3 separate regions of the Mus musculus genome follow, and regions 1 and 2 are each linked to region 3. A link is a loop called in an ENCODE intact Hi-C map of the cell type or tissue named here. Cell type or tissue: heart. All regions are shown on one strand. Each heading gives the region's core, and the rest is flanking DNA. Links, peaks and the distances in the headings are about the cores only. Region 1 holds the start of Gm12002 (a long non-coding RNA gene). Region 2 holds the start of Cobl (cordon-bleu WH2 repeat). Region 3 has its middle 69 kb from the start of Cobl.

Region 1 (10,182 bases), core at 1,551-9,550, 220 kb before region 3:
AAAACACAGGTTGTTACTTCTTAGGATAACTGATTCTCAGGATATGAGATGCCAGGCATTACAAATAAAGTACTGAGTAAAGCAAAGAATGCTGACCAACAGCCAACTCACCCTTATTAACATTTAAGAATTTGACAGTGCAACCACTTATGATTGGGAGTATTGTCCCTGTGGGGCTAAAGACTTGTTGTCGATGGGGAAACAATGGACTGTCGGAAACTGTGAATGGCTCATGGCTTCAGCCAGGGTTCTAATGGAAATTTTAACCAGAGAATCCAATGCTGCAAAGTTCTAATCCCTTCTCTGCAATAACTGGTTATATTCTTACTACAGTGAAATAGTGGATACTAAAAGATTTTAAAACAAAAATGAGCCTCCCGAGGCTCATGGATCTTGGAGGTCCAGCCCTTAGTGTTGTCTCCTATGATCTGTAGCACACAAGGGTGGGGTATAATGATCTTACAGGTTACTCCTTGCTTAGAGGTGTCAAAGACTCTATACTGGTTCTTTTGAGTTCTCTTACTCTCAGCATTGGGTCTTTGCTAGCTGTATCAGCAGTGTATAAATGGGGACCCATAGGCTAACATCCAAATGCTCGGAACCAGAGGTGTTTTGGATTTCAGATTTTTCTAATTATAGAACATTTACATATACATGATGAGATATCTTGGTGATGGAACTCAAGTCTAAATATAAAATTCATTTATAATTTATATAGAGAGAATCTGACGGTAATTTTATGTAATTTTAAAATAATTTTGTTCATAAAACCAAGCTCCATGGTACAAGTTTGTGGTATCATGTTGGTGTTCAAATGGTTTCAGATTCTGAAGAATTTCAGATTTCAGACATTCAGGTTAGGAAGGCAAAAATTCTATATACCATGAGAGGTCTAAGATGTCTTTCGAATGACAGACGACTTTTCAAACAGCCTCTACACATATCCTCCAGTCAGCAACACATGCCACAGCCACTCACATGAGCCCCACTTGTCACTGTCTCCTCGGGTTCTGCGTTCTTTAACCACATTCCATCCTCTCCACTATCTTCACATCCTTTATGCCTTCCTCAGTGTAAATAAGATATTAAGGCAATTCAGAGCTAGTCATTTCCAGACATTCTTTAGCATACTTGCTTTCTGGTTAATGTAGTTAACAAGGACACCACTGCCAGGGTTAACAAGAGTGTCTTAAAGCAAGCATCCCAGACATGCACAGAGCAGGCCACATTCACTCACCCACTGTGCTCTTCCTGTTCTCTTCCTTATCTTCCTTGCGGTTGGGGACCACAGGACTTGGTGGTGGCTGCTGTGGTGGAGGAGGAGCTGGCGCCCGCCTCTTCTTCTTCTGGAGATCAGCCTGTGAGCTGAGGGAGGCCTAGGAAGCACAATAAAGGACAGCAAGGATTAGCTGGTCTGTAAAAGGATTAGTTGGTCTGTAAGAGGCAAAACACACATGGAATGCATGCCCCTCAGAGGCAGGCTCTGGGTGGCATGGCCATAAAAGGAGAGCTGTCACACTGCTTGTCCAATTATGCTTCTCTTAAGCAGCTGTGGTCTTTCATGCTTTGGTGTAGACCTGAAGTGGCAGGGTTACTTCCAAATTCCCTAGTTCCCTATTTTGTGCAAGAAGTGCCTATTTTCTAGGCATTTTTGGAGACTTGCAGACTTTCCTAAGCATATGAATAAGAAAATGTAGTTTGTCCTTACTGAAGAACAAAGAATTAACTTATTCATCCTGAAATAGGAGACGTGCTTGTAGATGGAAGCTTAGATCCCACTCTTCCTCTTCCTGCAGACATCCCAGAACAACCAGGCCCAGCACAAGCCACACCATGCCTACTCTGCATCTAGGCCCACAGTGAAGCATCTCTATATGGGGCCTTCAGACCAAGATGGGGATATCAGTCTCCCATTCTAGAACAGATATCCAGCTGTGCCTCGGATGGGATGAAAATGGAATTCTAACACTACCAGCAGCGTGGGCAGGTATCCCCAGTGAAAGTAAAGTCTGTGACTCACTGATCACAACTCTTTGCTTCTGAAGGACTCAATTATTTTCCTGTCCTCCTAGCAGTCAAAGTTACAACTCGTTCGTGTCACTTGATTGAGATTCATTGAAAAGGAAGGGCATAAGAGCAGAGGATGACTCCACTCTTTCTTGTCTTCAGTTCCTCATAGTAAGGTCCTGCCTAACCATTACTAAAGCTTTCCAGGGCTGGAGCCTATGCATCAACCACTAGTACCACAGCTCTGATGTGGGTGCTCTCTGGTAATTTAAACATGCTTCATGAATATTAGAACATAGAATTGATACAGCACTAAGCTACAATAATCCTCCTTTCTTAACTAGAAGGGTGCGTGTGTGTATATCTGTAAAACATTTATAAATATTAACAGTAATATATATTTACTATAAAATATGCAAACCTCTATGGTGAAACAGTGAATGTATATGCCAATAAAAGGTGAAAAAAATCATTTTGTTTAGAGCAAGTACTAACTATAGGCATATCTTTTTTTTCTAATTTTAATTTTTTCTCTTTTAAAAGTGATGCTTTTTATTTCCTGGCTCTGTAATATACCACAACAATCTTGTTATGTGCTCAAAGTTCTTTGTTATACTTTGCATAAGAAAACAGCCAAAGCTGGGCATGGTGGCATACGCCTTTAATCCCAGCACTCAGGAGGCAGAGGCAGGAGGATTTCTGAGTTCAAGGCCAGTCTGATCTACAAACTGAGTTCTAGGACAGCCAGGGCTACACAGAGGAAACCCTGTCTCAAAAAAAAAACAAAAAAAAAAAAAAAAGGAAAAAAAAAAGAAAACAACCAAACAAACTCAAATAACCCTTCAAAGCTTAGTTGTCAACGACACTTAGTTAGCACTTCCACTTTAGTAGCATCCACAGAAAACACCTTCCTTTAGAATTCACTGTTTTACCACAGAGGACAGTTCCTACACTGTCTTGATTTGTGAGTTCTGACGTGCTGCTCCAAAAGATAGGGAGTTAGTTCTTATACACACAAGGGCTGATTTGTCTTCTCCATTATGATTCCAAAGCTGCAATCTGAGACTTCAATCATCATCCACTATCAGTCCCCTCAGGAGTGCATTCTCATCAACAGGTTCTTTACCTCAAAGCCACTGTGGTTCAACATTCTCACACAGAACATACGAAGTCCTTACGTGTTGCCCCGTGCCCAGCCCTGAAGAGGAAGCGTCACTGCATCCTCCTGCATCCTCCTGCATCCTGCCTGGGGAACTGACTTAGTACTTAACTCACTCTTCCTAGCTGAACTTCCAGGAAATTCACTTTTCCTACTCTGTAGATTTCCTGTTTATGGAACAAGCTGTACGTGATTTTTGAGACTTTGAACTTAAAAATGTTCAGATCCTAAAATGTCTTTATCCTATTACACTGTACACGAGTACAGAGGAAAAGTAAACTATTAGAAAATAGTGGAACCATACAGGCCTGCCTGTTCCCAGTCTGTCACTGTGCCCATGGGATACAAACCCCACTGTGGTGCAGTCTTCAGCATGCTTTCCTTCCCTGCTGCTGACCTGTAGTGTCCTCTCCATGTGACCAGATAGTCCATGCTGGGGCAGAGCATGCTTTTTCTGAGGCATTTATATTCCTGCAGCCTGCAGAATGTTCTAGTTCTACCTTTTGGGTTTGCCTTACTTTTATTCTTTCTGTTTTTCCTCTGTGAACATGGAGGAAATCATTCGAATGCAAAGGTTCGTGAACCAATTATCCGTTTTTCCTCTAATGTTCCTGCCTCTTTCTTGGAAATTTCCATTATTTGACTGCCCAGTTTTCTTGAGTGTTAAAGTATGTTGCAGCATATTCAATTTCCAAGATTTCTACTTATTTTGAAATCAGCAATATGGTCTTCTTTATTGGGTATATTTCTCTCATTTTCTTTTGATACCATTACAATATTTTTATTTTTATTATTTTTAACTTTATGTGTTGCATTTCCTATAAGTCTCTTTTCCTTTACTTCTACTCTCCAACCTATCTCTGATAATCTGATTTTAACCTGTCTTAAAATATCTGTGCTTTTTGGTTTTTTTCCCCTTTTTTCTAATTAGGTATTTTCTTCATTTACATTTCCAATGCTATTCCCAAAAGCCCTCCATGCCCTCCCCCCAACTCTCCTCCCCACCCCTCCCACTTCTTGGCCGTGGAGTTCCCCTGTACTTAGGCATATAAAGTTTGCAAGACCAATGGGTCTCTCTTTCCACTAATGGCCGGCTAGGCCATCTTCTGATATATATGCAGCTAGAGACACGAGCTCCGGGGGGTACTTAGAATACCCAAGATATAAGATACAATTTGTAAAACACATGAAACTCAAGAAGAACGAAGACCAAAGTGTGGACACGTATCTGTGCTTTTTGGATGACCACTTATATTGTTTTGGAGCAGAGTGTCTATTCACACAATTATAAGATTCCCTGGACATCCGGGCAGAAATCTGGTCTGCTGAGAGGAAAGAGCTCCACATATCCACCTGTGCAGATTTCTCTCCTAAGTCTGCCCTTCCCACACAGAAGGGTTCTCAGCTGACTTCCCTTCAGGGTGCAGAGTGGAACAGGAGGAAAAGGCTCTGAGCCCCTCTTGGAGTATATGAAGCACACTATCTGTTTGGTGCTGACTTAGCCATGTCTGATGTCTGAAGCCACCTGGTTGCAGTTGGGAGCATAGCTGCTTGGGAAAAAGCGTCACATGCTTTTCCTGCTCAGGCATGTAACCTTCAGTCATCAGCTTACTCTGTACTCTGGGGTGCAGTGGAGTCTGCCCCAGATGCAGTAGCCTAGTGGGGTTCTGGGTCTGTCTGATGCCTGTCATGTCCCTAGGAGTAAATACTTACTTGCCCCCACTTTGTCGGGCATTTATCATAGCACCTCCTGAAAACCATCATTATTTAAAATTATTTATTTAAAAATAATTTTTAAAAAATTATTCAGTCACATGGGGATTCAAAAGGAGAGACTTTAATTTGCTTTATAAGCCATAGTTTCCTGTTTACTAAAGTATAGTTGATAAGAAAGTATTGCATATATTTGAGGAGCTGAAGGTGATGGTTTGCTATATGTATATATTATAATACAATCATAAGCTACTTACTACATCTATACTCTCACATGCTGATGTATATATTATAATACAATCATCATAAGCTACTTACTACATCTATACTCTCACATGCTGATGTATATATTATAATACAATCATAAGCTACTTATTACATCTATACTCTCACATGCTGATGTATATATTATAATACAATCATAAGCTACTTACTACATCTATACTCTCACATGCTGATGTATATATTATAATACAATCATAAGCTACTTACTACATCTATACTCTCACATGCTGATGTATATATTATAATACAATCATAAGCTACTTACTACATCTATACTCTCACATGCTGATGTATATATTATAATACAATCATAAGCTACTTACTACATCTATACTCTCACATGCTGTTACTTTTATGTTCATAATCATTCTTCGCCCTCCCTCCATCCCCTTATCCTGTATGTAAACTTTAAGCATTTTCTTAAGCTACTGTTACTCAGTTGGACAAATGAGGCATCAAGAACTAAGGCCTTTAGTTGAATTTGAAGTTTGTCTTGATTATTACAATCTACTGTTCCTTATAAGACTCTCAAATTTCTCTCCCCAACATTTATCTTTTCCTTTCCTCTTCAGAATTTATTAAGTCCATTTATTTTAGTTTCTTGAGTAAAGATGTAAAATTCAGAGTGAAGACAACAGAGTCCAAATTTATGTATCCCAATTTAAAAATCATTTGCAACATTAAGATGGAGGGATAGGAAGCCCTGGTTCTTGTTCCACAGAAGCAGTGACTTAACATCCACCCGTGGCTCACAAAGCTTTAATGAGAATGGTTGTGATCAGCCAGGGAGTCACAGCACCCAGACCACTCAAGCAAGAGCAGCCACATGAACCTGAGTAAGCAAGTCGATTCATTTTAAGTACCACATCCCTTCCCCCAAAGTCAGCACAGCTCAGATCTCCCTTGGGAGGAAGGAGAAGGAATCATAAGGACACTTTCCAGATTTTAAGAAGGGTTGCCTAGGCAGGAACTGGATCGGTCCAGAGTGACAGGAGAGCTCCTAGGGAGCTGATGTCTTTTGGATGTGGGCAGATGGCAGGAATTGAAGAAAGAAGAATTTAAACGCTGGTTGATCCAGAGCTCAGAGACCTGGCATTGCCACGAAGGAAGGCACGGCACAATCAGAAGTAAGTACCAGCTCAAGATTATTTGGGGGGGGGGGGTTTACAAGAGTGGTAAGGGAATGGGATGCTTTAGATTTCTATATAGGCTTGCATGATTGAGTGGTTTTGGTCACATTTGACTGGTAGTGCAGAGTAGAACAGTTCTGATACCTGGGGAGTTACCCAGACCAAGGGAGACCAGTTGTAATGTCAGAGACCTGCAGTACCACAGACCAACAGCAGAGGGAGGAAAAAATTATATACTACTTGAAAAAAAGAAAATCATAAATATCTGTCTGGGAACAATCACATGAGGCCAGAGAAGATACAAACACAGGCAAAGTTTGAGCTGTTCCCAAGATCTGCAGATGGACTTACTACCCTGTTGCATCCATAAAATGCTAAACTCTATGGTCTGGGAGGATGCATGAGTTTTGTTGTTCTGTTCTGGTTGTTTTGTTTTGCTTTGCTTTCTTTTTAAAATGTAGAGTTTACAATAACAAATAAAAGTCCAGAAAACTGTGTCGTGAGAGAAGCAGCAAGTTAAATCTCTAGACAAATAATCCTAAAGAAATGGAGAGTGGTGGCCTGAAAATATTAAAAGCAATTTTCTTGGTAGCGTTTCATGACTTATAAGAGGCCAGACAGACAGATGAACGAGTAAGCAACATGAGGAACACTATGTGAGCAACTTTAAGATGAACACAAAGACAAAAGCCAAAGAAGAGAGGACATGCTGGGTCTGTAGAACACAGCAAAGCTGGGAAGTCCTTAAGGGTTTACCCAGCAAATCTAATCACAGAGAACAAAGGTTCTGCAAACATAAAGGTATGCTACTAGAAATGATTGAGGCAGAGGACTTTCTAAGAAAGAAGGAAGGTGAGTGCTCTATGAGACGACATGGCAGGGAGTGATGTACGCATCACAAAACTCCCAGAAAAAAAAAGAGGGGGAAAGGGTAGATAGTGGCTTATCTGGAGAAATAACAATCAAAATCTCACTATGTAAAACTTCAGGTAGATCAAAGGATTCCAACAGAAATGAACTCAAAGTAAAGCAGATGAAAGACACCCTGTAAGGTAATCATCCAAAGACAAAGCTAGAGAGAATCAGTGCAGAGTATCAAGAAGGGACTGCTAAATGCTGCACATGAGCAGACCATGAGATGAGAGCTTCTTCCCAGAAGACCCTTTGTAGAGCAGAAGTGGTGGATGGTTATGTAGGAAGGTGTGCGGAAAAAACACAGTGGCAGCCAAGAATCCACTGACAAAACCATCTGCTAAAAATAGAGATCTAAAACAATAACTGCCCAGACGAAGGTCACAGAGCTCTCTGTATAGTTTGTTCAAACAGTTTCATAATTTCAGGTATTACTTCGAGGTCTTTAAATCCACCTTGAGCTAAGCTTGTGCATGGGCTGAGATAAAGGTCCAATGTTATTCTACCACACATGAAAGTCCAGTTTCTTGAGAGCAATTTAGTGAAGAAACTCTTCCTCACTGGGCTCACTTGGTGCCTTTGCTGAAAGTCAGGTGACTGTAAACCAGTGAGTGTATCTCTGACCTTTCTGTCCCATCTCATTCACTAGTCTATTTTGATGTTATCTCTCTGTTGCTGCTTTGATTATAATAGTTTTATAACATACTACACTGTACTTTGAAATCATGGAGTGTGCTGTCTTCCACTGTTTATTTCTCTCTCCCCCAACCCCATGGGGTTTCGTTTACTAGGGCTCTTTTTGTAGTTCTTTGTGGATTGTTTCTTCTGTCTCTGTGAAAAACAACATTGAAGTTTTGATTGTATTGAATCTGCAGAGTTCTCTGGGCGTTATACACATAAATAACACTAATACTTTTAATATCTAAACCATGAATATACTCTTGTTTACTTGAGTCTTATTCAGATTTTATTGCCAATGTTTTGATTTTTGCTCTCCTTGGTTAAGGTTACAAAAACAAGAGGAAACAAATATGAGCAGACCAAACTAAAGGACATTTGTATAGCAGAGAAAGACAGAAAAACACACACACAGGGAGAGAGAGAGAGAGAGAGAGAGAGAGAGAGAGAGAGAGAGAGAGAGAGAGAGAGAGAGAGAGAGAGAGGAAGAGAGAGAGAAGAATAAGAGATCAGAAATGCAGGAATGAGTTGGGAGAAATGCTTGAAACTATAGACTCAATCCAATACAGGGACAAAATATAAACTATATAAGAAACACTAACAACTACACATTAATCTCAGTTAAACAATGGCCAAAGGGTCTGAACACAGAGCCAAAAGAAACCAGGCATAGTGACTCATAGCTGTAACCTGAGTGTTCAGCAGTGTAAACCCCTACCCTAAACAAACAAAACCAGTTCTTGTTTTATATATCAACAGAATATTAAAATGGCTCAACAAGTCAAATGATCAAATTATCAAGGAAATAACAGTTAAAACCACCATACTGATTACAATAATGATTATTTTGAAAGATGATAAAATAACTTGGGAAGGATATGGAAAAGAGAAATATTGTTATCACTGGAAGGAATGAGCATGCACAGCCTTCTATTGAACAAAGCACAGGGTCCTCCATGAAGGAGCTAGAGAAAGTACCTAAGGAGCTGAAGGGGTTTGCAGCCCCGTAGGAGGAACAACAATATGAACTAACAAGTACCCCTAGAGTTCCAAACAAAGAAAGCACATGGTGAGACTCATGGTTTTAGCTGCATATGTAGCAGAGAATGGCCTAGTCGGTCATCAAGGGGAGGAGAGGCAATTGGTCCTATGAAGGCTCTATGCCCCATAAAGGGGAATGCCAGGGCTAGGAAGCAGGAGTGGGTGGGTTAGGGAGCAGGGGGAGGGGGAGAGGGGATACAGGATTTTCTGAGGCGAAACTAGGAAAGGGGACAACATTTGAAATGTAAATAAAGAAAACAATGAGCATGAAGGCTCATCGAATAGGAACACATGATCCAGCCCTTCCCGCTCAGGGCACCTATGCAGAGGATGGACACATGTGAGCTGGAGGGATATTTGCTCTCTTGTGTTACTCACAAAAGCCAAAATACACAGGCAGTCTACGTGCCTGTCAGAGGAAGAACACAGACTATACATACTATGGGAGAGAGAAAGAGGACACTTAAATCAAAAGATACCATATTTTAGATAAACTGAAAGAACAAATTGTCATGCTGCCTGATGGTAACCATGGTTTCTAACACTGTAATGTGTATGAATTTCAAATTACTTAAGAGAACAGATGATTAATACTTTTCATCCACAAAAAGAAAAAGCCAAAGGGCTGAGGTAGAAGATATGCCTAGCTTAACTTTTTCTAAATTGTTTCAAGAATCACACTGTACCCATAAAGACACACAATTGTTATTTATTAAAAAATAAATAAATATTTAAACCAGCAGTTTTCAACCTGTAGTTCCTGACCCTTTCCTCCCAAGTGTCATTTGGTCATGGTTTTATCCAAACAATAGAAATCTTGACACTAAACAACTAGAAGGGTGTCTTTTTCAGAGGAGATGTATATGTTAAGGGGAGGAGAATAGGGAATTGTAGTTAGAATGGGATTGGAAGGCTGAAGAAGAAATGGATGGGCGACTATAGAAGTGGGACAGGGGAGGGTAGCACCAGGGAAGCCTTGTAAGCCTACAACCTTACAATCCAATGAAAATGGATAATTGGAAGGATAGTGAAATTCATGTGATCAAAAACAAAGTGTAAAACTGGGAATAAAATAATCAAGAAGGGAGGGGGAGGGATGGGGTTTGGGGAAGAGGAGAAAATAGTAGGTTAACCAAAATTACAGATACAGGAAAAAAAATGCTTTATGTAAAATCACTAGTAAGCTGATTTCAAAATATAACTGAAAAGGGGTGGGGAGCACAGATGGAATTACCCTGCCCAGGTGGATAATATCTC
Region 2 (10,182 bases), core at 881-8,880, 71 kb before region 3:
TTGGGAAAACACTGCCAGGGTTGATTGGGGAAGTTCTTTAAGTATTTAATTGCTCAGATTATGTACTTAGAGCTGCAGAATCAGTGTGCTGGGTAGGGCTCTGTTTCAGTTCTCTGACTCGTCCAGCCACACCCAGTATTTAAGATAATGAACTTTGTAGACAGCCCTCATCATGTGAGAACACATATTCTTTGCTCATCCCATTAAGGCAGGAGAAACGCAAGAGGCTCTGTGATTTTCCCAGACACGGCTAGCCTATGGCTATGGCTTGGGGATTCTCTTCCCAAGCTGTCCAATATTACACTGCTGCATACCGTGAACAAAAAGAAGGTGATGTGAGATGAAAAAGGTGAGACTCATGGAAGTCAATGTATGCCAGCCCCTGACATCTGATGGATAGAAAGGTGTGGCTACTTCCACACTTTGGGGTGACTGTCTAATGACACTTCCTCCTGGGGATGGACAGGGAACTCCTAAGCGCTGGGTCTGCAAGGTCCTAGAAAGAAGGGGTTGTAAGGGTCTGCACACTAGGGACTGATCTGGAGACTAAAATCAGAAACACCTGCTGCAAGAGGCCTGAACTGGGCTAGTACATAACCATTCTGTGCAGCTCAGGACCACTTCCTGCAGTTATAACCTAAGCAAACTAAGGATTCCTTTCTCGCCACAGGTCAGAAACTGTCTGGACATGCCTCCTGACAGCTGAGTTCTGAGGACCCTGGGAGGAGGGAGAAGAGTCACATACTCACTGAGACCACCTGCCCCCTGTCAGTCCACTGTGGCAAGTCCTCCTAGTCCTCACTAGACCATCATGTCAGGAACTGTGTCCCACTGTGCCAAGCCTCCCCTACATGGTCGTAGGATGGGAGTTGTGCCAAGGCCACATGAACAGAGATATGCACAACTTGAGTCACAAAGGGCAGGTGCCTGTCCTGTGTCCTGCTCCTCTGTGGGGCTACTGCATGGTAAGGCCTCATGTTGGCAAGCTTCAACAGAGCAGAGAACCTTCAGCACTAGTTGGTCCGTCTGTTCACACAGTGTCTGGCAGAAACAAAGGTATGTGAAAGCGGAGGTAAATGTCAGGATTTTTTTTTTTTCAAAAGAGGTATCTAGCACATTCTGGGAACACACTGAATCATATGACACTGAAGTCCCTGTGAGTTCTAAGACTATCTTATCAAACCACAATTGGGATGTGGGGTTGGTGTACTGGATGACAGCTGTCTCCTGTGCCACAGGCAGATGATACTACACAAAGCAGGACGCCTGCCTCCAAGGAGCTCTGAATTCAGGCAGAATGAGACCAGCAAACGAAACTCACAGTTTCTGACAGGGGAGAGGTTGGAGATGTCAGAGAAAATGCCAGTAAACTAACCAAATTCCTGGAGCCCTTGGATGGAAAGCTCACATGGCCTGAAGGCTGCCAGGAACCATCCTGTGATAGAAGAAAAGGCTCCCAGGGCAAGCTGAGGGCAGAAAGTGTGAAACAGTGGCAGGATTATAGAAACAATGCTATACTGGCACCAGAGACTGAGAAACCATGGGCAGATCCTGACAGTCAACTCAGACCTACAACCCACACAGAGTACTTCCATTTAAAATTAACTGAACATAAGGCAGGTGAAGAGCTCTGTTCTTCAGGTGCACTGGCCACTCACACAGGGAAGCACTGCTTCACCCTCACAAAATGTGAGGCCAGACAGCTCAGTTGACCGGCATCCAGGCTGCAGGCCACCACTACCGAAGCTGCTCATTACCACCAGCACCCAAATCTCATCCCAGTGTTTTCTCTTCCACGGGAGAATGGGAGTCCAGGTCACTTCAAGTGCCCACTAAGACCACCTTCTGGTGCTGCAGTAAAAAAGAATGGGTACCCTGGCTGCCTTGTCTGGAACACTGTGGGGCTTCCCCTAGAACAAGGGCTCTCCAACTGGGTTTTAGAGCAGCAAAGACTGGACAGAGCTATGGTGAAGAGGAAGGAAGGAAGGAAAAGCTGGACAGAGCTGAGGTGAGCAGAAAGGGAGGTGGAGGAGAGAGACTCCTGAGTTCATGTGGGTTGGAGTTGGAAAATGTTCAGGGCTAAGGGCGTAATGGACTCTAAATCAATTACAGGCAGTGTTGTTTTGTGCAGTGTGTTTTGGTTTGGCTTGGTTCTGGATGGTAGAAGCACGGAGCTACACCACTAAGAGTGCCAAGAGATCACTGCAGGCCACATTTCCACACACACACCCTTTTTGTTTTCACTTTGACAATGAGTCTAAGTTCCCTGGGCTGCCCTGGAACTCACTCTGGAGCCTAAGAAGACATTGAACCTGTTCTCTAGCTCAAACTGGCCCTGAACTTGTCATCCTCCCACCTCAGTCTCCCAAGCAGTTGAGACTACAGGCCTTCACCACCACGCCCAGCTTCAGCTGGAGTCTTTTTAACAGGCATTGCTTGGTTGGGTGTAGGTGGGAATTGGATCTACAATGGCCTTGCTGTGAAAGCATCTGCAATCTGGGCATGTGTCTAATCAAATAAGCCTAATTAAAATATATTTTGACAGTTGATTTTAAAGCTTTTTTGTTGTTGTTAAAATAGAAACACTTTTGGCTAGGGAACTTATTTTAATTGGACTTGGCCGGTGGAAGACACGGTCCCAGCCTGGAGCAGTTTACCTCCCGATGAGGGCAACCAGATAGATGATTTTAAATCCTAAATTACCACAGGGTGCTGCTGGCTGGGGGACTGGCTCAGAAACACGGGGAAGGGCCTGGGGTGGACAATGAGAAACACAAATACTGTTGGAAAACTGCCATTTGTCACTGTAAAGTACACGACACCATGGGTCTAGGCTGATAAGTGCATGTCTTGAAAGCTACCACCATTCTTAGCACTGTAAAACGAAAACCCTTGACAAGTATAGAGAATATCCCCTTGGCAAGAGAAAAGTTGAAAATATAGAATGGAAGGAGCAGGGAAGGGAAATGGAGATCTGTATGAGGCCCTTTCACAAGACAGGAAACTAACAGTGGCGGGACAGAAGGAAGACAGCAGAGACACAGATCACAGGAGGGGAAAGCTACAGTTTACAAGTCATTTATATGACTGAAAGCCATTTCCAAAGACACATTATCTACACCAGCAGTATCAATCATTATTAAAAATGGTTTAAGTAAAGTTAAATGTGAACAGGAGAAAATCTGTAAGCATTCAGTGGGCCGTGCAATATGAGAGCTGTGCTGTGTTTCAGCACAGATTGAATGAAACCCATTACTAAACTTAGATGATATGTAAAATCCACAGGCCCCATTATTAAATGTGTACAGGGCCAAAAGGCCATATAATAAATACACTGTCTGTTGAATGGCCTTACTTTGTTCACGTCTAAATAAAATCCTGTTTGGGCATTTTAAAACTGATTTAATATCAAATATTTCTGATCAGTTTTTAAAACCTTCCATCAGTTGTAAAAGCAAATATAATTGTGAATTTAATTACAAAGTGCAAAAGGCCTAGTATCTTAAGCCAATTATTATGGGATACAGATACATCCTATAATCACAGTTTTCTTAATAATTATAGACATAAAGTTTAGTGCACGCACGTTAGGACCTCATTTGCAAGTCCCAAATTAAAGAGGCCATAGAATTCAAGCCTGCATAAATGTGGGGATTATTACCTTTCCAGGGTACAGTCCTGACACCCAATAATAATCAAATATGCCTTGCATGGGAGATCATGAGAGAGAAAAATCAAAGGGTGGCCTGAATTCTAGAATCCCATAAGGCAGGAATGACTCAACTGTTTACAGATACCTTTGAAGCAATTTCCGTGGCCCTTCAGGTCCATCAGGACCATATGATATGATATGATATGATATGATATGATATGATATGATATGACATGATATGACATGATATGACATGATATGACATGATATGACATATGACATGATATATGATTGATATGAGATGATAGAAATTATCTGACTATTTGACACTGTAAATGTCTAATTCCTCATGGATAAAGATTATAGCTACAAAAAGTAAAATCCCTAGGTGTATTGCCCACACCCAGAGGCTTAGCATTACTTAAGTGAGTTGACAGAATAAAGAACAGCTCAGAAGTGACATCTTTAAAAAGGCAGCTCAAATTTAGTATAGAAGTTTTATGACAGATAATCCTTATTTTCGCATTATTAAGGATGGATCTAGAGACTCTTAAATACTTTAGCCAAAAGCAAATGTAATATGTAGCCACTATTTCTTTAATATGAAAACACTTATGGTTTAGTACAAACAGGAGTGTATGGCTGCTCATACTGGACGCCAACAGAAATAGGCCCTCTGTCTTGATACTGTGTTCTAAAATATTTCACTAGCTATCACTTCTGACTAGGTGAAACTGACTAGTGACAGGTGAGACTAGTCAACAGGTAAAATCACTTCCTACACTAGCCAGCCAGCCAACCTGAGGTCAGTCCCTGTGAGAGGAGAGAATTGACCCCCAGGCTTCCCTCTAATTTCCACTAAGGCATCACAAAATGTGTGCAGTCACATTCAAACACACACACACACACACACACACACACACACACACACACCACACACACTTTAACAATGAGCTCTAAAATTCCCTAAGCAACACATTAAATCTTCATACAATCTCCTTCCCAGGAAGATGACTGTCACAGTTGCTGCTTTTATGGAAGACAGATATGATTTCAGTCCAAGGAAAAATTTGCATTTGTGTTCTTAACAAAGATAACACTCTAAGGAGATGAATTTATATTCACCAGCCCATCTGTCTTTCCCTTCACTAATCTTTCTCTTGTCCATTGCAACCAGTCTACAATGCTCGAGGATGACTGAGGTGTTCTCAATAACAACAAATTTATCCCATCAGTTGTGGCTGTCACTTGGGGAAAAAGAGAGTTTATACAAAGTAACTTTATAAGTAACCTCTGTGGTATCAGATAAAAAACAAACATCCCTCAAGCACATTGCAAACACTGCCTAGTCTCAAGAGATAAAGAAAACAGTAATTTCAGATACAAGCCAACAAATTCTAATTGCTTTCGATAACATTCTGAAGCCCCAAATGTCACAATTCTTTATGATAGGCAATCAATACACCTTAATATAAAATATGCTTGCATTTCTTTCTTTGCATTCTAACTCAAAATACGTCATACTAAACTTGTAATCTTTGTTAAAAATATATAAGCATATTTATATTTGGGGGTGTTTCTTTATTCAAGGTATAACAAATGAGAAACAACAATAACAAGTTACAAAAATAGATCTACATTTCTTGGACAAAGAGGTGGAAACAATCATATAACATGCTGAAGGTTCAGAGGCATCAAGCCTTGTAAAGCTTTACTCTCTCACCCATAGCATAGCACCTTGGTTTTCCCTTGTGACACCCAGTGAGGAAGACAAACCTGGGTTGGCCTCTTGGCTGCCTAGGGAGCAGGCTGGCTGGAGGACATAGGGTGGTTTCACTATTACCAGACACCTTCATCAGTTTCTGCACTCTATGGATCTTTGCAGGCACCCTAAATATTCCCTTTATATTTATTTATTTTTTTAAAAAGTGGTGAAATAATTCAGTCCCCTTAAATAGAGTTATGTAACAATGTAGAAAAGTCGCAATTTTAAAAGCAATTCTGTTTACATCTCCCAACGTCATTTTAGGGGCTCTCCATTACCATGAAAAAGTATTCCCATATCTATTTTTTAAGGGGAATTTGTTTCTTCAAAGGATTTATATAACCACAACCACACCTTAGCGAAGAAAAGTCTTAAAAAAAAAATTCCGTAGCTTCAAGATTATGAGTTAGAAATGTATCTTACTTTTTTGGAAGCCTCCAGGGGAGATTTTAAGAATAAAGAACTGGTTTAGACGGCTTTTATAAACACTTGGGCAACAAAGTCAGTGGGCAAGGGATCGGGTGAGTCAGTGGGACATAACTGCTAAAGAAAAGAGATTTGTTGTCCCCAGTGCCGCCTTAGAAAATCCAGCTGCTCAAGTGGAAAGTGGGCCATTTCGGGAGCAGGTGCGGACCCACCCCAACTCATTCCATTCGCAACACTCATAACACATTTGCTCCAGAAAGAAGAGGTCAAAAGCCAGCCCCACGGCGCTCTCTGAAATCTACCAAGTCTGCAAGGGTTGTCAACTGTCCTGGCAGAGATGGGCACGGAGGGGCACGATTCGGGGAGTTGGGGTTAAAGGGCAAGTCTATTTGACCTGTGTTAGGCAAGTTTCTCTTGGGCAAGTAAAATCCTCAGTGTGACAGGGAATCTCTGTCCGCAAGGTGTGGAGACAGCAAAAAGAAACTAAAAGGGTTGAGGCACTAGAGGATCCTGAAGACAGGATTGACAGCTCTGCTTTACAGGTCCGATGAAGAAGGTCCTCACCTCTTCAGACACAAGGGAGATCCCAGCACAAAGGCTTGGGCAGAAGAGTGTTCATGAAGTCCCTTCCCCACACACCTCCCCAGATCTCCTGGCTACATGGGTCCCAACAGACCAAGTACCCCCTTGTCATTGAGGTAGGGAGCAGCGGGCCACAGGGCCTGCGAGGAGTGGCTGGAGGAACCTGTGTATGGGACCAGACAGACTCAGCTGGAGTTTCAGGCCTGGATTTTCCTTGTCCCCCTCCGCCCGTAATTGCCACTATTGCAAGGGGCTGAAGGCAGCTCAGAGCTGGGGTTCTGCACGGAGGGACAGCACTCCCTCCACCCACCCACCCCCCAACACACACATACACAAACATACACAAGGGCTTTCACAGCAGCACCTCTCGCAGAAAGTGTTCCCGAGCAAGGCCTGCCACGGTTACCGGAGCAACGACCCAGGCGCCCCAAGTCCTCAACACCTCGGGAAGAGCCACGCCCGCCCTCGTGGGCCCGCTTACCCTGTGGGGGGCTTGGCCGCCAGTGCACGCGGCGCGTCCATGGAGCCGGCGGGTTGCTCTGCCGGCCGACTGGGGCGCTGGCTGCGGCGCCGCCGTCCTCATTCACTTTTTCCGCGCTGACCCATCGTCCTCCCACGCGGGGCTAGCGAGGACAGCGGCCGTGCCGAGAGGACGGAAGCGACCTGGGGCGTCCGGGCGGGCGGGGGCGTGCGGAGAGAGACGGACGCGGCTACCCCGGGCGCGGGAGCAAGGTGCGCCGCCCCCCGCCAAACTGGCTCAGCCGCGCCCACCGCGGCGCCGCCCCGTGCCCGCGCGCCGCTCCCCAGCGCCCGCCTCTCCGCGCGCCCCCGCTGCCCGCCGGAGCACACCTGGGCGGGGCGCGCGCCCCGCGGTGGGCACCGAGTCACCTGCCCAGCCGGCTGGAGGAACTAAGCGGGCAAATACCTGGCCACCTGTGGCTGCGCGGGGCGAGGCGGGCCGACTAGGCTGCGAGAACCGACTTGAAGGAAGAGAGAAAAATAGACGGTCTAGCGCCTCAGTTTCTGCCCCAGAACCTAAAAGAACCTTTGTTAGAACTAGAGATCTACTGTAAGGGGAGGGGAGAGTGGTCCAAAATGAGGTCCTTGGTGTGCAGCATAGGAAACTGGAGAGGGACGCAGCTTGGGGTAAAGGGGCACACCTTTTTCTGAGAAATCAGAAAGCAGTGAGGCTGGAGTGTGGACATCCAGTGCCAACAAGAACTGCACCTGTTTGGATGCATGCTTCTGCTTGCCAGCCTAATTGCCTGGATAGTAATGAATGCTACTGTGGCCCCAGCCCTGTGATTCCCATGTTGAGTGGTGAGCAAAAATACCAGCAGAGGCAGCAGGTGCTGAGGCCTCACTGCAAGTCAACCTGAGGACCCAGCACCACTAAGCTTCCCTTCTCCAGCCTGCTAATTGACCTTAGGGGAACAGGAAAAGAACCTGATTGCTATGAAGTTCCGCCCTTCAAATACAGCAGTTGTACTAGGTTCTCAGGATTGGAATAAAATGCCAGTAAGAGGCAAAATTCTGTGACTGAACTCTGTATCCAGAAGCTTGCCTAAGCTTTTCTTCCTCTGAACCCCAACTTTCTGTTTAAGGAAAGAGGGGAGACCAGTGTACAAAATACAAGTCCTGCAGTAGCCTTCTTTGCTCCAGCCACAGTGCCCACTCAAAGCAGGTGAACCACTTCATACCTACAGCAGAGCCTGGCTTCCTTTTGAACACAATACTCAGAGCATTTCCCCACCCGAGGGCTTCTGGGATCTGCAATGTGTATCCTGCAGGCTCTGCTCAGATACCTGCTCCTCAGGGAGCTCTTTTCTGACCTCTTTGTCGCAAAGGACATCCCCACTCTCAACTCCCATCTGCTTCTTGTCCACTGTCTTGAGTTTTGTTTGATACTCTTGCCGATTGTCTTGATATTCCTCATGGAAGCATATCACTTTATCTTCTGTGTGTGTGTGTGTGTGTGTGTGTGTGTGCGCGCTTTATATGTCTGTTTATAATCAAAATGCTTACATGCTTTTATATTTATATAAACTGAGTGTATTAATTACGCATGCAAGAGGTATAAATACATGTAGATATACATGTCATATTGAATATGTTTACCTTTATGTGTTTGGAATGGGTCTCTTCCCCGAAAATGTGACTCAGTGTAGAGTGAGCCTTGTCTGGTGTTTTTCATTACTCTTAGCCTTTAAGACAGTGAATGAGGGTGAATCAGGGCTCACTACATAAAGGGAACATTGAATGAATTGAGTTTCTAGGCCTCTCCCAAGCTCTGGGTCTGGCTATCGGAAGGTCTTTCCTGGAATCTGTAAGATCTCTCTATGCTCTGGACACTACTTTGGGAAAGGGTAACCTGGGAGGGGCCGGTAGGCCAGGAACTAGGGGCCTGGACCCCAGTGAGAAGTAACAGTGGGTACAGAGAAGCCAGAAATCATGAGCATGGCAGATAGTTGGTTGTCAGAGACAGAATACCACAGAAAAATCACGAGAGGATGGCACTGCCCACCTCCAGGCTGAGCTTCTGATTTCTGTCCTAGGAAAAAGGCCCTGGCAGTGCTGGGCCTGGACAACCTCCAAGTCTACAGAAGCCACTAAACACCACAGTCTGAGAAACCCAAAAGGGAAATGGAGTGGGTGGCACAAACTGAGAAGAGTTATCACAGTGAAGCAAAAGGCAAGATTAGGCTTCATACCAGCAGGAGGGTCTAAGCACCCAAGACCTCTGCTTGCTGTGTAAATAGGTCAGCCCTGGCATTCCCAAGCCAGCCATCCTAGTGTAAAGTGTGCCAACAGATCCATCTAAGCACTGTTGTTTCCAAAAGCATGTATTCCACAGATATACATGAAGGCCGGTAACGGGTAGAACTAGACCCATTATTAAATATTAAAATATTTTAAGTGCTGAGGGGTTGGGGATGTATTTATCAGTTTGCGTTATTTGATTAGTCCTCTTGGACTGACGATGTTAGGTTCATCAGGCTAACTCTCCCCATCACTATGTGCCCTTGATATGACCCTGGACCTTCCTGGACATCCTATATCTACTAGAATAAACCTAGACCAGATACAGGGTGCCCAGGAAGGCCCAAGGTCATATGAAGGGCACATAGTGAGGGGAAGAGGTGGTCTGTCTAAGTCAGTGCTTCCTGAATTTGAATGTTCAAAGGATGCATATTCTGATCCAGTCAGTGGTGCACCAGAGAGCTTTTGTTCCTAATGGGCTCTCAGGGATGCAAAATTTGTTGGCCCAAGGACTGAAGGTCACACACAGTAGCTTCTGGATTGATCTTGTACTGACTGGTAATGTTGGCCGCAGCAAATTCCTTTCCTTTAAACATTCATTTCCTTCTGTGAAATGTGAGATCCGTCTGAACAAATTCAGGTTTTGTGGGGTCTTAACCTCACATGACTTTAGGAATCCTTTAAAAATAAAAACATAAAGCATACCAAATTATGCATGGGCCCTTACTCACACAAGTGAGGCTGCCTACCAGCCTTGACATAGCTCTCACTACTCTTCTGGCCAAACGACTGTGATTAAAACACATGTAAATTGCTAAAAAAATAAAAAAATAAAAACATGATTGGTGTAAATTGTGACTCCAAAGTGGTTGTTTATTGTACAGACTGAATTTGTGGCTTTTTAAAAAAATAATAAATAAGTCCTGGTCTATAGTATACAGGATTTGGAGAGAGGTTCTGGGGAGGTAAGATGAAGCAAGGACAGATTGTTCAATCT
Region 3 (10,182 bases), core at 882-8,881:
TTCTTTCTTGTACCTTACCTGACCCTACTGAGACCTTGCAATCTAGTTGGGTCTCAGTGGCTGGTGGGGCTGGAGGTTGGAGACTGGAACAAGGAGGTCCTCTCTGAAGCTCCAGGGTGGTCCCTGGGAAAGCAGCACCTGCAGAGGCTGGGATGAAAAACCTAGAGACAGAGGAAACCCACACCCCTCTGTGAACTCCCACTGAGGGAGCAGAGCCTCTTGTGTATGTCCTGAGAGGAACAGGGGGATGGAGCTGTGCAAACAACAGTGCAGCCCAGCAGACCCACCACAGAACCTCTGTTTAAGGCCCTCCAAGAAGAATTGCTTTTATTCATCACCACGGACTCTGCCCTTCTCGATGCTCATCTCAGTAGACTGACCCAGTGTGAAAATTCGATCCTTCTTAAGTCAGCTTTTGTCCTCACCAATTCCGTCTCCTGGTCCCCTTTCCAGGTTTCTTTCTGCCTCATTCTGCTTCTTCCCCTTTGACCCTTCTTCACAGATGTACCCAGCTGTGTTTACCACCACCCAGCTGTGTTTACCTCCACTCTGTTGCCTGATCCGGAGACCCTAGAGTTACAGGTCAATTGAGAAGAAATGTAAAAGACCAACAGCAATTAAGGCCCAAACAGAACATTCTGGATTGACATTTCTTTCTGCTAACAATAGTGAAATAGAGACCCCATGGAATTCTCAGGAGTAATGTAGTGCCATATTGGCCTCAAATACTTTTTGAACTCAGATACTTATGCAAAAAAAAACCTGAAATATAATTATTTTCCTCATCTTTTATATTGATGCAACAAGAAAAGTTGTTCTGCATCTAATAGTAATCTTTGATTCCTAATGACATCACAGGATACAATTAATCATGTAAGAGTAGAAATATGCAATACCATTCTGCCTCTAACTGCATCTAATGGCAATCTCTGATCCTCACCTATGTGAGAGGATATGATCAGTTATGTAAGAATAGAAGTCTTTAGTACCATTCATGTCTGTTGGGATGTGTTTACTTTTGTTGTTGTAGATCATCCTAATTTGCTTTCTGTTGCTGGGATAAATGTCATAACCTAAACCAACTTGAAAATGTTTTTATTTCAGGTTACCAGTTAGAGTTACTCCTTGAGGGAAGGCAGAGTATGAGCTCAAAACTGGAAGCTGAGGCAGGAACTGAAGCGGAGATCACAGAGGAACTGTTTTGCTTTCTCTGATTTGCTCAGCTACCCTTCTTATACAGCCCAGGTCCACCTGCCCATAGATGATCCTGCCCATACTGGGATGGGCTCTTCTACATCAACAAGAAATTAAGAAAATGCCCTACAGATGTATTCACAAGCCTGGCTGATGGAAACCACCCTTTCACTGAAGTTCTTTCCTCTCAAGTTGTAAAGTTTGTATCAAGTTGATAAAAACTATGGCAGAAATTGGCTGTGGGGCTTCAGATACGCTATTTACTTGCTAAGCTAAGCTAAACACGTGCTGACATAGACCCTAGTTCCTGTCCAAAAAATCCTGAATCACACAAAGTTGGATTTAATGACTGGATCCCAGAAAATGTCAGGTTGACAGATATTATTCAATACTACTGCAGACATACGCCTTCAGCAATGTGTAGGGGCTCAGAAATTAGGGGAAATGACTCTTCCTTCAACATATCTATTTAGAGAAAGATACGGGAAAGAGAGATGGAGAGAGAGAGAAATAAAGACTTCCATACTCAAAGAGACCATTAGGAATCATTATCAGCTAGCTCTATCATGGGGCTTACTTGAGGAATAAATACAAAAGTAAAGGCATTCAGAGACACCAAGCATCCTCTAGATGTTGGATAGTATTAGGGATAATTGATAACTTTGGAATGACTATATGCTTTTTAAAAGTAATATTTGTCCTTTAAAAGAGTATGGTAAAGTGTTTTTAAGATCAGTAACCTGGTGCTAGGGAATTGCTTATTATAATCTGAATCTAAGGGCAGATGAACAGTTTGAGACTGCTAAGATGGGTGACTGCTGTATGGAAACCACTTTCCTTTTTTTTCAGTTCCTCTGTTCTAGAATGTGCATATTCAATGTAAAATAATAATGTTTACCTGATAAGAGAGATACCATGGTCAAGGCATTAGTTTTTAAGGGCCATGCTACTGCCGTTTTGTTGTGCCTGTCCCTGTGGCTTCTTCAAATGTGGGTTATTCAACTGCACAACTTATAATAATGGATGATATTATCTGTACAGAAAATAAAATAATAACAGTCAAATAACAAGCTATAAAGAACAAAGGTGTCTGGGGATACCTCAACAGCCTAACAGAACAGAGCCTGTAGTTTGACATTGACGACAACCAATGTAACAAGTGGGATGTCTGCAATCTATCCAATGATGAGTGACTGGACACTTATGACTAATATTCAGAGGAGGATTTACATGACCTTGCACTTACAAATTTGAAAATCATTGATCGCTGGACTTTGGGTGCCAGGCGTACCGTGAGACAGAATGCTTGCCTTGCTCCATCTCCTCCAAGGACACACTGAAGCTCTCCTGCTCTCCTGTTGTTTCCTGCACAAGCTCACTTCTTCGCTACTTATTAATATACTTCCTACGTTGACAGCTGTCACTTCCTGGAACTGCATACCCTCATTTCTCCAACTCACTGCTCTCCGTTTCTAAGCTTAGTATGTGTGCCTACTAAACTGACCAATTAAAATAGACTGATGTCTGAATGGAACCCACTGAAAAATGTGCCTAATCTATGCTGGCAGAGAAATACTTGCCTGTGTTTTATGATGAGGCAATCCATCACCAGAAACACATTTCTAAAAGCAGAGGTGCTTAAAACACTTTCAGATTACAGAAATGGAGACATGCTTTTAGGTTGCAGTAGCCAGTCACTGTGGTATCAAGTCCTGTCTGATGTATTAATGAGGCCACTTGGGCTGGGTGAAGCCTCCCCTGGGCTGAGGGAAGAGCAACTACTCATGTCTGTTGTGGGCACACAGAACATACAGCCCCTGTTTTCATCTGCCCATCAAATAAGTCTACAGATGCCTAAAACAGCATCTCAATAGGAGAGGCATCATTGGTCTATGACGGTGTCAAAACTGAAGAATATCTGTGTATGTAATTTGTCTAGTATGTGCAAGGCCCTGGTGCAATGCCTAGTAATACACACACACACACACACACACACACACACACACACACACACACAAACAGAGGGAGAGGGGGAGGGAGAGGGAGAGGGAGAGGGAAATTAGCTTTAAAATCTCAGCTATCCCCTTTATTAAATATGTGAACCCTAGCCAAGTTCAGAGAAACAAAAATGATGGACAGTCAGAGAGACACTGAACAGGGGAAGAAAATGGAAAGGGATGTTGGGAGTTAGCAGCCAGAGGGAGGGACACAAGGGCTATAAAGTTTACAAAGAGCCTAAAGCTGGAGCAGAGACTGCTGAGATTATGTGGGAGGCCATCTTTGGGGACAAATTTTGTCTGCATTGGCTTGGGTAGGCCTTATCGCAGTGTTAACTACAACCACGCCCAAGCCTTGAGGCCATCAGAATTTGCACCAAGTTCAGAGGGTTTCTGAAAGGCAGCAAGCTATCCTGCGTGAGCAGCACCATGGAAACAGCATGGCTCTGCAGGGGTGGGAGGTGGGAGGTGGGAGGTGGGGGGTGGCTTGTCAGCTGCATGGTTTGCTTGTGTCTGAGCTTGGCTTCCAGGACTGCTTGCTCCAGTGAGGGCAGGGTAGAGAAGGAAGGTGAGCCACGGAGTGGTTGTTCTGGAAGGCTTTAGCCAATCCTCTGAGAGCAGCTAGCAGGGTTTCCTAGGCAGCTCCCTAGACTGCCCAAGCTTGAGCCAGTAAGAAGGCTTGCTGCAGAACCCTTTGGAAACAAATCTGCTTCCATCTAGTGGTAACTGAGACAACATACAGCGGACAGATGGTAAATGATTGCCTAAGCAAGCCTTATTGCTCTCTTCCAAGCCCAAGGGCAAATCACTTTCCAGATCAGAAGCCTGGTCCTGCAAGGAGAGCCATGTGCCTTCTTCGCCTATAAAGTGCGAAAATCTTGAGGGCTCTACAGCTTCTGGGGCTCACTGGATGGTCGAAATAGACACTTCACAGACCTAAAGAGAAGCAAAGTGTCTAGTCTCATGTGTCTCTGAAAACTTGAATCTGTGCAAAGAGCATCTAAATAGGTAGAGAAGAAACACACACACAAATGATCAAATAGATCTCGGACGAGCAACTATTTGGGATTCAGCAGCAAGCGAGGCTTAAATAATATAGTCAAATCTGTTCAGTACACAACGATTTGTTTTCATTTCTCAGTTTTTCATTGCTTTGGGAAAACCAGTATTTCATGCTTGTTTGGCAAAAGGACATAGGAATAATGCTTTATGTTAAGTTACTTTGATTTCCCTAAAGGGAAAGTCTCTCTAAAGGCAGCCAGGAACTTCTGCGCTTCTCATTCTAAGCCCAGAAACAGTGGATCCAACCAAGACTGGGACACAGAGGCAGAGGTTCAGCAAACACTCTTCAGGTTCTCTGCAGAGAGCGCCTGTTGCTCTGCTCCGCCCTTCATCTTTCCCCTTTCTCCAAAGGGACACATTCTGTGCTCCCCGTTTTTTTTTTTCTGTTTCTTAGATTATTTATTTTTCCAACTACCAACAATTATCCATCCTTCTCCATAACTCCCAACAGCCATTTGGAAGTCACTGAATGTTGGAACCCAAAGGACTCTATTTAAGTCTTTATATCAACACAACGAGTCAATCATTGTGAGGAGCCGCCCTCACAGTCGCCGTTACAAGATGGCGCTGACATCCATTGCTCGTAGTAAAAGGTGGGCAGGCGTCAGGGAATCTTTCCATTACCTGAGCCCTGCCTGTCTCGTGGCGTCATCTGGCTGAAGGTGGGCAGCCAATCCCGGTGGTGCACATCTCCAACCGTACTTCCAACAGTACTTCGCAGCCTATATAAGGGAAGTGTTTTCTGCTCTCTGGGTCTCCTCTCCTGAAGCTGATCATCTATCTCTCAAGATGTATTAAAGCTGTACTGCAGAAGGATCCGAGTGGCCTGCGTGCGTTTTGCTGGCGAGACAGTAGCATGGGTCAAATCATCTTTGAGACTTTTGGACAAGAGATACACTAACTGGTTAATGAGTTTTGACTATTGTAACATTATTTTGGATAGTCACAAGTGTCTTAGTCTATTCATTTACCCAATGGCTTGCTCATACACCCATTTCTTCTGTGCAGTGTCACACTGGTCTTTAATTCCCACAGAATACTCAGGTGCTATGCCACATTTCTTAGCTTTTCTGGTCAGAGGTAGTGGACATGTTCTGGCCAATGGGCTGATTAAGTTGTGCTACACCTAACACTGTATTCTCAACATCTGTATTCCTTTGTGTTGGGAATCTTGGTGATTAGTGTTGTGCTGATAAATGTGAGTCTGCATAATCTATGGTGTCTCACAATATTACGTTAGTATGTGTCATCCTCTATTCTATGTGTATGGGGGGGATTATAATACCTGGCTGTCGCAAGCCAACATGAACTGAAACTGGAGATAGAGCTATCAAATCAAAGTTACCTGCATGCAGAGTTACAGCATGGAGCAGCCATGAAAGTCATTTTTGCTAAGAACAGATCCTACATATGTGAAAGCAAATTGTTAAGTACTAAACCTCAGGGATTGTGTTTGTTGCTGAAGCTCAAACAGGGCTTATTGACTATGACCTCAATATTTGCTACAAGATTTGAGATTTTCAGTGTTCTAAATGACTAGAGAACATATCGCTAATGCCTTCTTCTTGAAGTTCTTTGTTTTGGTATAAAACAAATACAAAAAAAAAGTGTGATGGCCTAGACATGTAGCTCACAGGTAACACAATTCTTACCATATACATGATCTTAGGTGAAATTCCCAGAACACAAAGACATAGACATAAATACAGACAGTCACACACAGACAAATACCACACATGCACACACACACACACACACACACACACACACACACACACACACACCATCATCACCAGCACCACACCACCAGCACCACTTCCCCCACCACCAGACAGACAGTCACACACAGACACATACCATACATAAATACACAACGACAATAACAGACAGACATAGATACAGAGAGACACAGACACAGATACAGACAAGACAGACAGACAGACAGACATCGACAGAGAGAGGGGGGAGGGAGAGAAGGGGGAGGGAGGGAGAAAGAGGGGGGGAGGGAGGGAGAGAGGGGGAGAGGGAGAGAGAGAGAGGGAGAGGGAGAGAGAGAGAGAGAGAGAGAGAGAGAGAGAGAGAGAGAGAGAGAGAGAGAGTATGTTAGGTGAGTTCTTTCTCTCATCCCTCCATACTTGTAATTGTTCTTTAGACTGACTGAAGGAGGCAGGAGACTCGATGAAGAAAGAAAGGATTTTGCTGACTATACACATACCATTGGTTCCTTCAGAGAATGAACCCTCAGATGTTATGCTTGGGAGGCACAGGCCAGAAAGAATGTGCTTGACCTCAGACTCCAGAGAGAATCACATTTTTCACATGTGTCAGCCTGGAGCAGTGATCTGGGAACAATGTAGACAGCATGAGGTATGGCTGGGGGTTTGATGGAGACAGTACACCCCCTCTGGCTTTAATTATGAGGGTCAGGCACCTCTAGTACATTCATAATCAGATGTCCAACAGAAGAACGGATCTTTTCTCATGAGCACAGCCCCATTGCCAATGCTACTGATGTTATTGGTCTGGGATTGTTCAGAGATTCACTAATCTGACAATGAATAAGATTTTAATAAGTAACTTTTATTTAGATACTGGACTGACTGGCTCCTGGACTACACCTGAGACAGTGCCCCAGATACAACATTTACCCATAGCATCACAGTGGGACTTACAAAGCCCAAAACCCCCAAGATTACACGGATTATGCCTACATGTAGGCAGGAGCTTATTATTTTTTTTAAAATATGTCTTATATTTGTTCTACTTATCTTTTTGAGCAGACTAAGCAAGATTGATTATAAAAGCAGAAGTAGTTGTTAACCTTATGACCTAGTATTTTGCAAGAGCAACAAATTTTACAAGATCAGTCAGTTTAAGAATAATCTTCAAGAAAGTACCCAAGGAGCTGAAGGGGTCTGCAACCCTATAGGTGGAACAACAATATGAACTAACCAGTATCCCCAGAGCTCATGTCTCTACCTACATATGTAGCAGAAGATGGCCTTCATTGGGAAGAGAGGCCCCTAGGTCTTGCAAACTTTATATGCCCCAGTACAGGGGAATGCCAGGGCCAAGAAGTGGGAGTGGGTGGGTAGGGGAGGGTATAGGGAACTTTTGGGATAGCATTTGAAATGTAAATAAAGAAAATATCTAATAAAATAAAATTAAAAAAAAGAATAATCAACATCGGGTGATAAAAGGAAGTGGGTTGCTAGGGTAGAGCTTGTACTAGCTAGGTAGGGTCTTACATGTTAGAGGCATTTTTGCCTTCTTGTCTCTCAAGCATAGTCAGTTTAAACTTTAAAGGTAGTGTTAACTATCACACTGAAATGCCTAAAAATTACATGAATATTTAGGGGGGGAAACCAGGAAATTTCAAGTGACTCAGATTTAATTTGAACAATTTGTCATCTTCCCTTGTCAGCAAGGGAAAATCATACCCGAAATAGAGATGACGTTAGTAAAGATACACTTTTGTACATGAGTTTTATGGAAGGAAAACTGTCCCCATCATAATGGTACAGTCTTGCTCACTGCTTGTATTTGTTGTCTATTGCTGTGTGACAAATTGCTATAATTTAGCAGCTTAAACAACATACATTTGTTATCACACAGTGTCTGTGGGTCAGAAAAGGGAGACCGGCTTAGCTATTTCCTGAGCGTAGGATATCAGAAGGCTACAATTAAGTTATTGGCTGAGGCCGGCACCTCCTCTCAGGCAGTGTGTTCTCTTCCATGCTTGCATGGTTATTGGCTGAATTCATTTCTTAACAGCTTATTCAACAAAGAAAAAACATAGGTAACTGCAGCAAAGGTGACTATGTCCCTGGAGACTGAAGGTTGCAACAGGGAGTGGGTAGAGAGCAGATGGCATGCCGACATAATTTATGCTAAAATGTCCTCGAGTATTTGATTCTGAAATGGAAAGATAAGATGATAGGAAAGTCTCCTGAAATTCTGAAGATTTATGTCATTCATCGGGTTAAGAGAGTGAGACTGAGTTCTTATTATTCTCCATCTCTTTGAAAGCCTTCCTATTTAATTACCCATAAAGTATTCATTGTACCATTTTTGTAAGCAAAGTGACTTTCTAGATTAAGAGTCAAGGAAATGGACTCTCTGGGACAGGAGGAGATATTGGAATCAAGTAGATTAACATCAGAGACATCGGTGGAAAACATACAAGTGTGTCTTGCTACTGAAGATTCTGCTCTGTACTCTGAAAAAAAGGTATCAGGTGGAAGAGCAGTGACAAAACTGGCCAATGCTGTGAGCCTTGGGTACTGCAGTAAACCTGGAAATGTGTTGCACACCTCCTATTAAGATCCATTTCTGGTCTTGGGTGCATGTTCTCAACCTCAGTAGAGTGAAAAGCTCCCAGATCACTTGTCCTTGCTTCCCATCTGGTGTCTGATTCTGAATACACACTCACTTGCACTTGTGACAGTTTGCTGGCCTTGAAGGCAGGCAGGAAAGTGTGCTGGAGAGGATGAGTGGGAGAGGTCAGACATCACGGGTTAATGACAGAAATTATGGGAGGGGTTGTCATTAACAATAGCACAGAATACCATGTGACTGTGCGAGTGAGTAGCCATGGTTGGCAGAAGACAAGTATAAGAAGAGCTTAGCACCTGAGAGATAAGACTACTTAAAGACAAGCTGTTCGTGGGGGGGTGGGGGGGGGGGAATAAGGAAGAATCATACTTGTTGTTGCATCTGAGAGAGAGCATCCCTAGAGCTAAACTGCCCATGGATCACTGTAGTCTAGCAGTTTCCTTCAAATTAAAACACTTCATTCTGCAGGGAAGCTTATTAAGACAATAAACAGCTCAAAATAGCTTCAGAAGTTTCTGAAACAGACCAAATTCACCATCCCCAAGAACAAACAAACAATAAAGACTTCTGAGATTCACTCTCAAACAAGCCAATCTGGAGAGAAGATTCTTAGCTCTTAGCTTGCCTGTAATTTTAAAACCTGGCTTTTATTGCTTGTTCAAATACACCAAACAACCAAAACATGAATATGTTTTAATGGTTACCTTTACTTATTAACTGGACACAACTTAGAATCACTTAAAGGGAAGTCTTTTTTTTTCCAAGTAGATTTTTTTTTTCATTTACGTTTCAAATGCTATCCCAAAAGTCCCCTATACCCTCCCCATGTCCTGCTCCCCTACCCACCTACTCCCACTTCTTGGCCCTGGTGTTCCCCTGTACTGGGGCATATAAAGTTTGGTAGACCAAGGGGCCTCTCTTCCCAATGATGGCCATCTAGGCCATCTTCTGCTACATATGCAGCTAGAGACACAAGCTCTGGGGAAGTCTTACTGAAGGGCAGTCTACATTAGATTGGCCTATGGGAATGTCTGTGGAGAGTTTTCATTGTTGTTACTGTTAATTGATTTGAGAAGACCCAACCTTAGGCAGCAGGTGGAGAAATCAAGATGAGCACAAGTAAACAAGCATACACACATATACATACATACATACATACATACATACATACATACATACATACATATTGTCTCTCTGTTCTTTACTGTGCATGTGATATAACTAGCTAGTTCAATTTCCTGCCTCAATGTTTACTTATGGATATTAACCTGACCTGAAGCCAAATAATCCTGTTCTTTCTGAGGTTGCTTTATGTCAGGGCATTATTTTGCTATAGCAATCAAAACAAAACTAGAAAATATGTCATTGAGGAAAATGGAGCAAAATAATTGTTGTATGGTCATCGCATATTTAGTAAACTCTTAACATAAAATCACATTTGTCTCTTACCCTTTCTGTTATGGGGTATTTTTTTTTGTCTTGTCTTTTGGTAGGTTTCTATTTCTTCTAGGACTTTCACTTATTTTTAGAATAACAATTTTTAATTGTTATTAAAACACAAATAACAAAAATTTCTGTTTGTGACAGTTAACTT

The links. Peaks named below come from ENCODE experiments on the same cell type or tissue, not always from the same donor. Only the 100,000 strongest peaks of a DNase experiment are listed, where the experiment ranks them.
Region 1: it touches region 3 in a loop (3-fold over the local background); 12 of 42 quality-filtered maps call a loop at or near these places.
Region 2: it touches region 3 in a loop (2.6-fold over the local background); 5 of 42 quality-filtered maps call a loop at or near these places.

The regions. Positions count from the first base shown.
Region 1 is chr11:12,308,377-12,318,558 of GRCm38, forward strand. It overlaps Cobl (cordon-bleu WH2 repeat), which reads right to left. Exons shown (of 15, transcript NM_172496.3): 8 at 1,238-1,376. Gm12002 (a long non-coding RNA gene) reads left to right here and starts at 6,111. Exons shown (of 6, transcript XR_872246.3): 1 at 6,111-6,291. In heart, for the core only: a CTCF peak has its summit at 6,503 (motif pointing right); DNase peaks (open chromatin) are centred at 3,225, 6,075 and 7,505; H3K27ac peaks cover 735 bases.
Region 2 is chr11:12,457,776-12,467,957 of GRCm38, forward strand. It overlaps Cobl (cordon-bleu WH2 repeat), which reads right to left and starts at 7,185. Exons shown (of 15, transcript NM_172496.3): 1 at 6,907-7,185. The coding sequence starts at 6,947. In heart, for the core only: no CTCF peak of the experiment used is centred there; no DNase peak of the experiment used is centred there; H3K4me3 peaks cover 1,804 bases; H3K27ac peaks cover 1,125 bases; H3K27me3 peaks cover 2,925 bases.
Region 3 is chr11:12,528,693-12,538,874 of GRCm38, forward strand. No RefSeq gene overlaps it. Among named protein-coding and RNA genes, the nearest start is that of Cobl, 69 kb to the left of the region's middle. In heart, for the core only: a CTCF peak has its summit at 3,912 (motif pointing left); no DNase peak of the experiment used is centred there.